Linked DNA regions of Homo sapiens: region 1 is linked to region 2. Evidence: chromatin loops called from intact Hi-C (ENCODE). Cell type or tissue: GM12878. All regions are shown on one strand.

Evidence for each region. A loop is a pair of places that touch in the nucleus more often than their neighbours do. Peaks named below come from ENCODE experiments on the same cell type or tissue, not always from the same donor. Only the 100,000 strongest peaks of a DNase experiment are listed, where the experiment ranks them.
Region 1: it touches region 2 in a loop (3-fold over the local background); 1 of 110 quality-filtered maps calls a loop at or near these places.

What each region holds. Positions count from the first base shown.
Region 1 is chr4:11,064,865-11,069,864 of GRCh38, reverse strand. No RefSeq gene overlaps it. Among named protein-coding and RNA genes, the nearest start is that of MIR572, 300 kb to the left of the region's middle. RefSeq lists an enhancer at 3,243-3,889. In GM12878, no CTCF peak of the experiment used is centred here; no DNase peak of the experiment used is centred here; H3K4me3 peaks cover 489 bases.
Region 2 is chr4:10,619,874-10,624,873 of GRCh38, reverse strand. The region is part of intron 2 of CLNK (cytokine dependent hematopoietic cell linker); the gene reads left to right. It overlaps LOC105374480 (a long non-coding RNA gene), which reads right to left and starts at 3,826. Exons shown (of 5, transcript XR_001741593.2): 1 at 3,722-3,826; 2 at 3,032-3,540; 3 at 2,024-2,074; 4 at 1-95. In GM12878, a CTCF peak has its summit at 1,968; a DNase peak (open chromatin) is centred at 1,923.

The DNA of each region.
Region 1 (5,000 bases), 440 kb before region 2:
TGAATAAGGCATGGCTGAAATGGCACCAAAAGCAATTGTCACCAGCACCCAGGAGAGAAGGGAATAATTGGTGACAGCCTGGAATGCAGCTCACACTGAGATTGTCAGGTCAGGCAAGCTGGTCCACTGCCTACTCTGCCAGGTTGGGGTGATTCACCTCCCCTTTCTCTATTTAACTTGTAGTTTATATTTAAAATGATATACACCCATTATAAAGAAATTAAAATATACAGAGAAGCAAAAAAAATTAAAACTTGTCTTATCCTCCCAGACGATTACTGTGTGAGATCATATCCTTCCAAATCTTTTTCTATGTAAATACAATTACAAGATTAAAAAAAAATTCTACTGCATCTGCTATTTTAAAAGCAGCTACTTTTCTTTAAAAATATATTGTGAGCATTCGCTCATGCTCATAAATTTTCCACTACAGTAGAGGTTAGAGATGCATGGCTCACAGTTATTTTTCTGTTTTTTTGCATAGTATCTTGACAGACTAAGTAACTGGACAGCATGTGGCAGACTTGGTATCAATTTTAAAAGCTTATCATTTACTGTTTTATCATAGTCCAGACTCACAATTGCATGTAACTGCTTGGCTGCTGTAGGCATCTATGTGAGGCTCCTGCCCTACTTAGTTATGAGAAAGCTTTGAATGCTGCATGAGTTTCCTGTTGCTGCTGTACCAAATGACCACACACTTCGTGGCTTAAATAAAAATATATTTATTCTCTTACAGTCCTATGGGTGAGGAATCTGACATCGTTCTCACAGGGCTAAAATCAACGTGTCAGCAGGGCTGCATTCCTTTCAGAAGCTCTAGGGAAGAATCTGTCTCCTTGCCTTCTCTAGTTTCTAGAGGCCATCTGTATTAACGGACTTAATGCCCCTTCCCCTTCCTCAAGGCCAGCAAAGTAGCATTTATCTGACTTTCCTCCGCCATCACCTCTTACTCTGATCACACCCAGGAACGTTCTTCACTTTTAGAGATATATGCAATTAGATTGGGCCCTCCTGCATAATCCAAGATAATTTCTCTGTTTCAAGCTTTTTAACCTTAATCAAATCTTCAAAGTCACGGGTTCTGGAGATTAGGACAGGGGCATCTTTGGAGCCATTATTTTCCCTGCTGGAGATGGTATACCATCTTATCACTCCAGGTCTGTCATCTATTTAACTTGTTTCCTGTTAACGTACATTTAGGGTGCTGCCAACATTTTTGCTTTATATACAATCCTTCAGTAAAAATTAATATAACTAAACCTTTCCTTAGCTTTCATTGTTTCCTTAAAGAAAATCACTAAGAGCAAGATTTCTTGATTAAAGCATATGCCCATTTGTAAAGTAGTTCCACATTTACATTCAGGGCTCAGTACATATTTCTTAGGTATCTATTTTGTGCCAGGCATTGTTCTGAGTAGCAAGAATTTATTAGTGAACAAAGCAGAAAAAAAAATAGCCATTCTCAAGAGTTTCAGATTATGTAGTGTGTTGGTGGTTAATTGTCTTTTACCAATAGTTCAACTACTTTTGGCGCTAATTTTACAACTGCCTTTATTCAATTCACTACTTTCTTAAGGAACTAGTTTTCTTTCTTTCTTTCTTCTTTCTTTTTCTTTCTTTCTTCTGTCTTTCTTTCTTTTCCTTCCTTCCTTTCTTTCTTTCATTTTTTCTTTCTTTCTTTCTTTCTTTCTTTCTTTCTTTCTTTCTTTCTTTCTTTCCTTCCTTCCTTCCTTCCTTCTTTCCCTTCCTTTTTCTTTCCTTCTCTTCTTTCATCAGTCTTTAAAATATCTATATTTATAATATAGATATAATTAGAATACATATGTATTCTAATATATCAAAAGCAATCAACTAAGCTGGAATATAAAGGAAAATACATTTGTTTACACTGAGAAAGCCCAAGGCCCAAAATGCATTTTTACCACACAGTAGCAGTATGAACTTGGAAATGACCCCTGGTCTTTATCAACCTGTGTGATGCGAATAGAGTGCATTCTATGTGTTAAGCAACTTTTCAATCACTTTACATATATTATTTCAGTTAGTTCTCACAAAAATCCATGAGTTAAATGTCCTTAAGAATGTCATTTTACAAATTAGGAGATGAAGACACAGAGAGGTGAAGTAAACTGTCTGAGGTCACACAGCTAAGAAGTATTAGAGTCTGGATTTCAGCAAGACAGTCTGGCCTCATAGCCTACACTCATAACCTTCTTAATCCTTGTCATGGGTTAAAAATTGTTCCCACACTTTGAAGTTCTAACCTCCAATACCTCAGAATGTGATTTTATTTGGAAACAGGGTCATTGCAGATGTAATTAATTAAGAGGGAGACATGCTGAAGTAGGGTGGGCCTCTAGTCCAAAATAACCAGTGTTATTGTAAAAAGAGAAAATGTGGACACCTGCAATGAGAACATCATGTGAAGATGAAGGAGGGAGTGGGATGATGCTTCTACAAGCCAAGGGATGCCAAGAACCACCAGCAGCTAAAAAGAGACAAGGAAGGATTCTCCACTGCAAATTTCAGAGAGAGCTTGGTTTTCCCAACATCTTGCTTTCAGAGCTTTAGCCTCCAGAATTGTGATAAAATACACTTCTACTGTTTGGAGCCACCCAGTTTGTGGTACTTTGTCATGGCAGACCTAATCTAATGCAATCTTGATCTCCACTGTGGAGATCAACTGATTTATTTTTAGCTTATAGATGACATGAATCATATAACCAACCCTGTCTTACTTTTCTTTAGTTCTCAGGAAGCTCAGAACAAGGTAAAAATTATAGGGCTTTAGGGGGTGCATTCTACTACCTAAATGTCTCTACCTAAACCCTAGCATTCCAGCTGTATTTTACCTTTATTCCAATATCCTTATTTATAGAAATCTTATTGTATCGCATGCAGGTTTTTTAAAAACTTACTTTTGAAGATGGCCGAATAGGAACAGCTCTGGTCTACAGCTCCCAGCGTGAGCGACGCAGAAGACGGGTGACTTCTGCACTTCCATCGTAGGTACCGGGTTCATCTCACTAGGAAGTGCCAGACAGCAGGCACAGGTCAGTGGGTGCGCGCACTGTGCGCGAGCCGAAGCAGGGCGAGGCATTGCCTCACTTGGGAAGTGCAAGGGGTCAGTGAGTTCCCTTTCTGAGTCAAAGAAAGGGGTGACAGACGGCACCTGGAAAATCGGGTCACTCCCCCCGAATACTGCGCTTTTCCAACGGGCTTAAAAAACGGAGCACCACAAGATTATATCCCGCACCTGGCTCGGAGGGTCCTACACCCACGGAGTCTCGCTGATTGCTAGCACAGCAGTCTGAGATCAAACTGCAAGGCGGCAGCAAGGCTGGGGGAGGGGCGCCTGCCATTGCCCAGGCTTGATTAGGTAAACAAAGCAGCCAGGAAGCTCCAACTGGGTGGAGCCCACCACAGCTCAAGGAGGCCTGCCTGCCTCTGTAGGCTCCACCTCTGGGGGCAGGGCACAGACTAACAAAAAGACAGCAGTAACCTCTGCAGACTTAAATGTCCCTGTCTGACAGCTTTGAAGAGAGCAGTGGTTCTCCCAGCACGCAGCTGGAGATCGGAGAATGGGCAGACTGCCTCCTCAAGTGGGTCCCTGATCCCTGACCCCTGACCCCCGGGCAGCCTAACTGGGAGGCACCCCCCAGCAGGGGCACACTGACACCTCACACGGCAGGGTATTCCAACAGACCTGCAGCTGAGGGTCCTCTCTGTTAGAAGGAAAACTAACAAACAGAAAGGACATCCACACCAAAAACCCATCTGGACATCACCATCATCAAAGACCAAAAGTAGATAAAACCACAAAGATGGGGAAAAAACAGAACAGAAAAACTGGAAACTCTAAAAAGCAGAGCGCCTCTCTTCCTCCAAAGGAACGCAGTTCCTCACCAGCAACGGAACAAAGCTGGATGGAGAATGACTTTGACGAGCTGAGAGAAGAAGGCTTCAGACGATCAAATTACTCTGAGCTACGGGAGGACATTCGAACCAAAGGCAAAGAAGTTGAAAACTTTGAAAAAAATTTAGAAGAATGTATAACTAGAATAACCAATACAGAGAAGTGCTTAAAGGAGCTGATGGAGCTGAAAACCAAGGCTCGAGAACTATGTGAAGAATGCAGAAGCCTCAGGAGCCGATGCGATCAACTGGAAGAAAGGGTATCAGCGATGGAAGATGAAATGAATGAAATGAAGTGAGAAGCGAAGTTTAGAGAAAAAAGAATAAAAAGAAATGAGCAAAGCCTCCAAGAAATATGGGACTATGTGAAAAGACCAAATCTACGTCTGATTGGTGTACCTGAAAGTGATGGGGAGAATGGAACCAAGTTGGAAAACACTCTGCAGGATATTATCCAGGAGAACTTCCCCAATCTAGCAAGGCAGGCCAACGTTCAGATTCAGGAAATACAGATAACACCACAAATATACTCCTCGAGAAGAGCAACTCCAAGACACATAATTGTCAGATTCACCAAAGTTGAAATGAAGGAAAAAATGTTAAGGGCAGCCAGAGAGAAAGGTCGGGTTACCCTCAAAGGGAAGCCCATCAGACTAACAGCAGATCTCTCGGCAGAAACCCTACAAGCCAGAAGAGAGTGGGGGCCAATATTCAACATTCTTAAAGAAAAGAATTTTCAACCCAGAATTTCATATCCAGCCAAACTAAGCTTCATAAGTGAAGGAGAAATAAAATACTTTACAGACAAGCAAATGCTGAGAGATTTTGTCACCACCAGGCCTGCCTTACAAGAGCTCCTGAAGGAAGCACTAAACATGGAAAGGAACAACCAGTACCAGCCGCTGCAAAATCATGCCAAAATGTAAAGACCATCGAGACTAGGAAGAAACTGCATCAACTAACGAGCAAAATAACCAGCTAACATCATAATGACAGGATCAAATTCACACATAACAATACTAACTTTAAATGTAAATGGACTAAATGCTCCAATTAAAAGACACAGACTGGCAAATTGGATA
Region 2 (5,000 bases):
TCTGTAAGTCTATTTCTCACAGCCATAACACAAAAAGTTTGGACAGAATCACCATTTCCCAAGGTGTGTTCCTCCAAATGCTAGTCATCAAGATTCTGCAAAAGAATAAAATGAGTTGTTTCATAACCAAATACTATGGGAAGCAGCTCAAACTCTCTTGAGTTTCATGATGCTTCTTGGCATCTTAGAGATCCTGAGACATCCTGAGAAGTCCTGCAGGAAATACACCTGCTGTATTTGCTATCAAATAAGTTTAAAAAAAAAAAAAAAAAAAAAAAAACTGGCCGGGCGCGGTGGCTCACGCCTGTAATCCCAGCACGTTGGGAGGCTAAGGCAGGCAGATCACGAGGTCAGGAGATCGAGACCATCCTGGCTAACACGGTGAAACCCCGTCTCTATTAAAAATACAAAAAATTAGCCGGGCGTGGTGGCGGGCGCCTATAGTCCGAGCTACTCGGGAGGCTGAGGCAGGAGAATGGCGTGAACCCAGGAGGCGGAGCTTGCAGTGAGCCGAGATGGCGCCTGGGCAGCAGAGCGAGACTCCGTCTCAAAAAAAAACCAAAAAACTACTGGACACTAATCTTTGTGGAATATCTACTGTTTAACATGGCTGGAGGTTATCTTGCTTATCTTCATGAAATATCTACTGTTTAACATGGTTTGAGGTGAGGGTTCAGCAAAGCACACTAGTGCTTACCTATTCCAGCATCTGCATTCCTCCAGCTCACATGCTCTGGATTGTTTAGATTGTGTAAACCTAAAACACTCGGGCTATTTGCTTTTCCACCTAGAGATGGGGAAACTGAAAAGTGTTCTTTTCAGAAAATTCTAGGTTGTTGCCGTCACTGGGACACCATCATTTCACAGGAATGTATGTTTCACGTTTCACGTTAAACACGTACCTTGCTGCATGTAACATTTAACATGTTTTCTTCCTTTCTTCACTAGTCTACACTTCTTATCTTTCTTCAGTCATGCACATTTCTTACCGTTTAAGAGAAGACATCACTGTCCTGACTCAGAGTTCCACAGAAGGTTTTCTAGGGTTGGGTTCTCCTTCTGTAGCAAATGTATTTTTCATTATCTGAGCACTTTTCACACTGAACTGAAATTGCTTATTTGCCTATTTCCCTTCTAAACAAGGAGTCCCTACAGTTCAGGGCACAAACTTTTAAGTATTTTATCACCTGTGTGGTTAACACTTAGTATCTAAAACTTACTTTAGATATTGTTTATACATCTAATTCATTTAAATATTTGTCAGGCGTCATCTTATTAAATCCTCTCAATTATCCAATGAAGTAGAAGCTGGCCCTTCACCTGATATATTGATGAGGAATTGGAGGCTTAGAAACATGTACTGGCATTCCCTAAGCTTTAGAGGCTGCATATCTACAAGGTTAGTGGCTGAAATTTGAAGCCAGACAGTCAGATTCCAGAGCTCTTACTCTGGCCACCGTATTGTATTACCCAGAGGCAGTGAGGAGATGCTCAACAAACATTTGTTGAAAGAGAAATGTATGAGGCTTTATTAAAAGAGCATCCTATAAGACGGCTGCTTCTCTGATTTTACATACTCTGAATCTTGGAGAGAATGGTCTGTCAACCCTCTCCAACACAGGTATCCATCTCGAAAAACCTAGAGAGGGATTTGTTAAGTCAGGAGTTCATGAAGCTGATCAATGACTCAACTGAGTAATGGGAGACTCATTTTCTGGAATGAGAACTGTAGGTAATGCAGATTTTTTAATTAATATTTAAAATCTTTATTAAGGTATAATTTACTGCTATGGACTGAATATTAGTGTTTCCCCCAAATTGACATATCGAAGCCCTAGTTAATCCCCAATGCAATAGTATTTAGAGGTGGGGACTTTGGGACATAAATGGGCTCAGATGAGGTCATGGTGGTGAAACCCCTCTGAAGAAAATTAGTGTCCTTGTAAGGGATGAAGGGGCCAGAGCTCCCTCTCTCTACCAAGTAAGGAAGTGGCTGTTTGTAAGCCAGGAAGGGAGCCCTCACCAAGAACTTGACCATGCTGGCATCCTGATCTTGGACTTCCAGCCACCAGAACTGTGAGAAATAAATGTTTATTATTCAAACCACCCAGTCCATGCTATTCGGTTATAGCAGCCCAAGCTGACTAAGATATTTTCATAATAAAAATCAATGTTATATACTCAAAATGGGCAAATTTCATAGTATGAATTTGGTATGCATTTGTACTGTTGTTCCTTCCACCAAACCATGACAAGTTTTAATACCAAAATTATGTTCTTTCTTGACAAAGAACTGGTGAAAACTTCCAGATGGTGTGGGTGCCCCCTTTCTGTCCTATACTGTTTCAACCAAGGTTGGGCAAAGACCTTCTTTCCTTGGTCAGGGCTTTCATGCCTGTTATTGCAGTTAGCCATGAGTTGTTGTAGCCTGTCACATCCCGTCATGAATTGTAAGCTCTCAAAGGAGCATGACATTTCTTTTGCATTTTTAAACGAACCCAAGAATAAACAAAGTGACATACTTGTCTGGAGAAAACATAAGGCTTGAAATCAGGTGACCCAAGTTTGCCTCCCAGAGTCCCTCCTTTAAAACTATATGACCACAAGCCTCAATTTCTCCATCAGTATAATGGGAATAATATCATTATAACTCCTGGTTCCAGGCTGGCTATGCCCCTAACAATCTATATGGTATTTACCAAATAAAGGGGAAGAGAATGCAAAGACTTTTAAGTATTTTCTACTCCTTGAAATCTTTGATGCCTGGATTTTAAGAACTCAAATTTCCAAACAAAAACTTTTTTCTTAGTCTCTAAGCAGCCATTTTCCCCAAACCACTTGCTTTTATGACCTAGACTGCAAATAACAAGTCCTGTTTTGCTCAGATGAAAGAGTGATTTGACAACCACTTAACGGTGTACATTTTCTCAGCATCGCAATCACAGAAATACCTGGGCTAAATGGCACAGTGCTGATCCACTGTGAAAATTTGTGGAGTGTTCAATTACCCTTAGAATTGTTCATCTCTTACCTGTGGAGCCCCAGAGTCTAATCACAGGACAATAGGCTGCAGCTGGAAAATATTCCACAGCACACAAAGAAAGTTCACAGAGAAGCCACAGGCCCCAGACCCCACCTGGAAAGTGAATTGTCCTGCATTTTGCAGCACACGCATCATCCTTTTCTTGACAGTATGTTCCTAATGTCATCCTGGAGGGACAGAATAATAAATAACAACAATAAATCTGACATTGGCTTATCAAATCTAAGGACAGAATTAATTCAAGGGCTGCAGATTCCAGTGACTAGCATTTGTGGATCTTAACTGGATCTGATTGGATTCAGACACATGTCACATTTCTGGCCCCAAGTCTATTGAAGATCATGCTCTTGACTCAAAGGACACCCACTGGACCCCAAAATGGAAAGACCTCCAATGATACTTAGTTTTCTTTGATTGAATGATAGACTTCTTCATGTATTCCTTATTCCACAAACATTTAATACATGTCAGCTATCTTCCGGTAACTCTGCTTGGGGCTGCAATTAGAAGACAAATAAAATACAGTCCCTGCCCTCAAGAATCCCCCTGTCTGAGGTGTCCTGTTACCATTCTGCCCTCTCCAGGAAGACACTTCTATCGCGTTTCAAGGACATACTGTGGAAAAACGTCCTGGGCTTTGAGCCAAACAGAAGTGTCTGGCCTGCAGCGGCCACTTACCTCTTGGTGACTGAGGTACTGAGGTAGGGCTTTTTGGTTTCTTGTTTTTCTGTTTTCGAGACGGAGTCTCGCTCTGTCACCCAGGCATGATCTCGGCTCACTGCAAGCTCTGTCTCCCGGGTTCACGCCATTATCCTGCCTCAGCCTCCTGAGCAGCTGGGACTACAGGTGCCCACCACTACGCCGGGCTAATTTTTTTTTTTTTTGTATTTTTAGTAGAGACGGGGCTTCACCATGTTAGCCAGGATTGTCTTGATCTCCTGACCTTGTGATCTGCCTGCCTCAGCCTCCCAAAGTGCTGGGATTACAGGTGTGAGCCACCGCGCCCAGCCTGAGGTAGAGTTTTTACCCTCCTCAGCCTCAGCTTCTTCATCTGTAAAATGGCAGTCAAGCAAGCCAGAAGTTACATCACTGTACTGTCAACATTATAAGAGAAGTAAACACAGAGCACCAGGAGAATTAGGAGCCATAGAACAGGTGCAGGCAGGCACCCCACGCTAAAGAAGGCAGAACTGGGTCTCGGTTTTGAGAGCAGAGTAAGAACAAATTGCCTCTGGAAGTGTCAGGGAGCCCTGCAGCCTAGGCATGAGAAACCTTACGGATATGAGATGCTGCATGCTCTTGGAGGAATGAATGGCACCTTTAAAGAAAAATGCAAGGGGATGGGACAGTTTGGTTAGAGGGAGTCCTACTGAGTGGCTTAGATAAAATCAGTGACGATTGTTTGACAGTTAAGTCAGTGCCTGAGTGAGGTGACTTTAGGATAGGTGGGTTTCTGGCATTGGTGTTGACATGGATCCTCTGGGTGACAAAACCTCTCTGAAAAGGACAAAGCAATGGGTTCCAAATGAAGCAACAGCCTCCTAGTAAAATGGTGCATCTCGGGAACGAAGTTAGTTACGGCTACTACGGATCATGTGATTGGAGTGCACAGCTTCCCGTTTCCAGATTCAAATCCTTCATTTTCACAACGAGGAGATGTGAGTGCTTAGGCTCTGAGGAAAGGGAGGAGGATGCGTCTAAGAGGAGACGCATGCTCAGTTCTCTCCCCTTTTCTTGATGCGCAGAATTTCTCACTTGGCCGTGAAGAGCAGAGAAAGGAAGGGACTATCCAGTCTACAGATTTCTCACATTCTTGTGTGAAAAGAAAACAGGGGTTGGTGATTGAGGTTCCCTCTTTCTGTACCATTGAAACCCACCAGCGATTAACACAGAGTATTATGGGAAAACGCCCCGGGCTTTGAGCCAAGCAGAAGAGTCTGGCCTGTAGCAGCCTCTT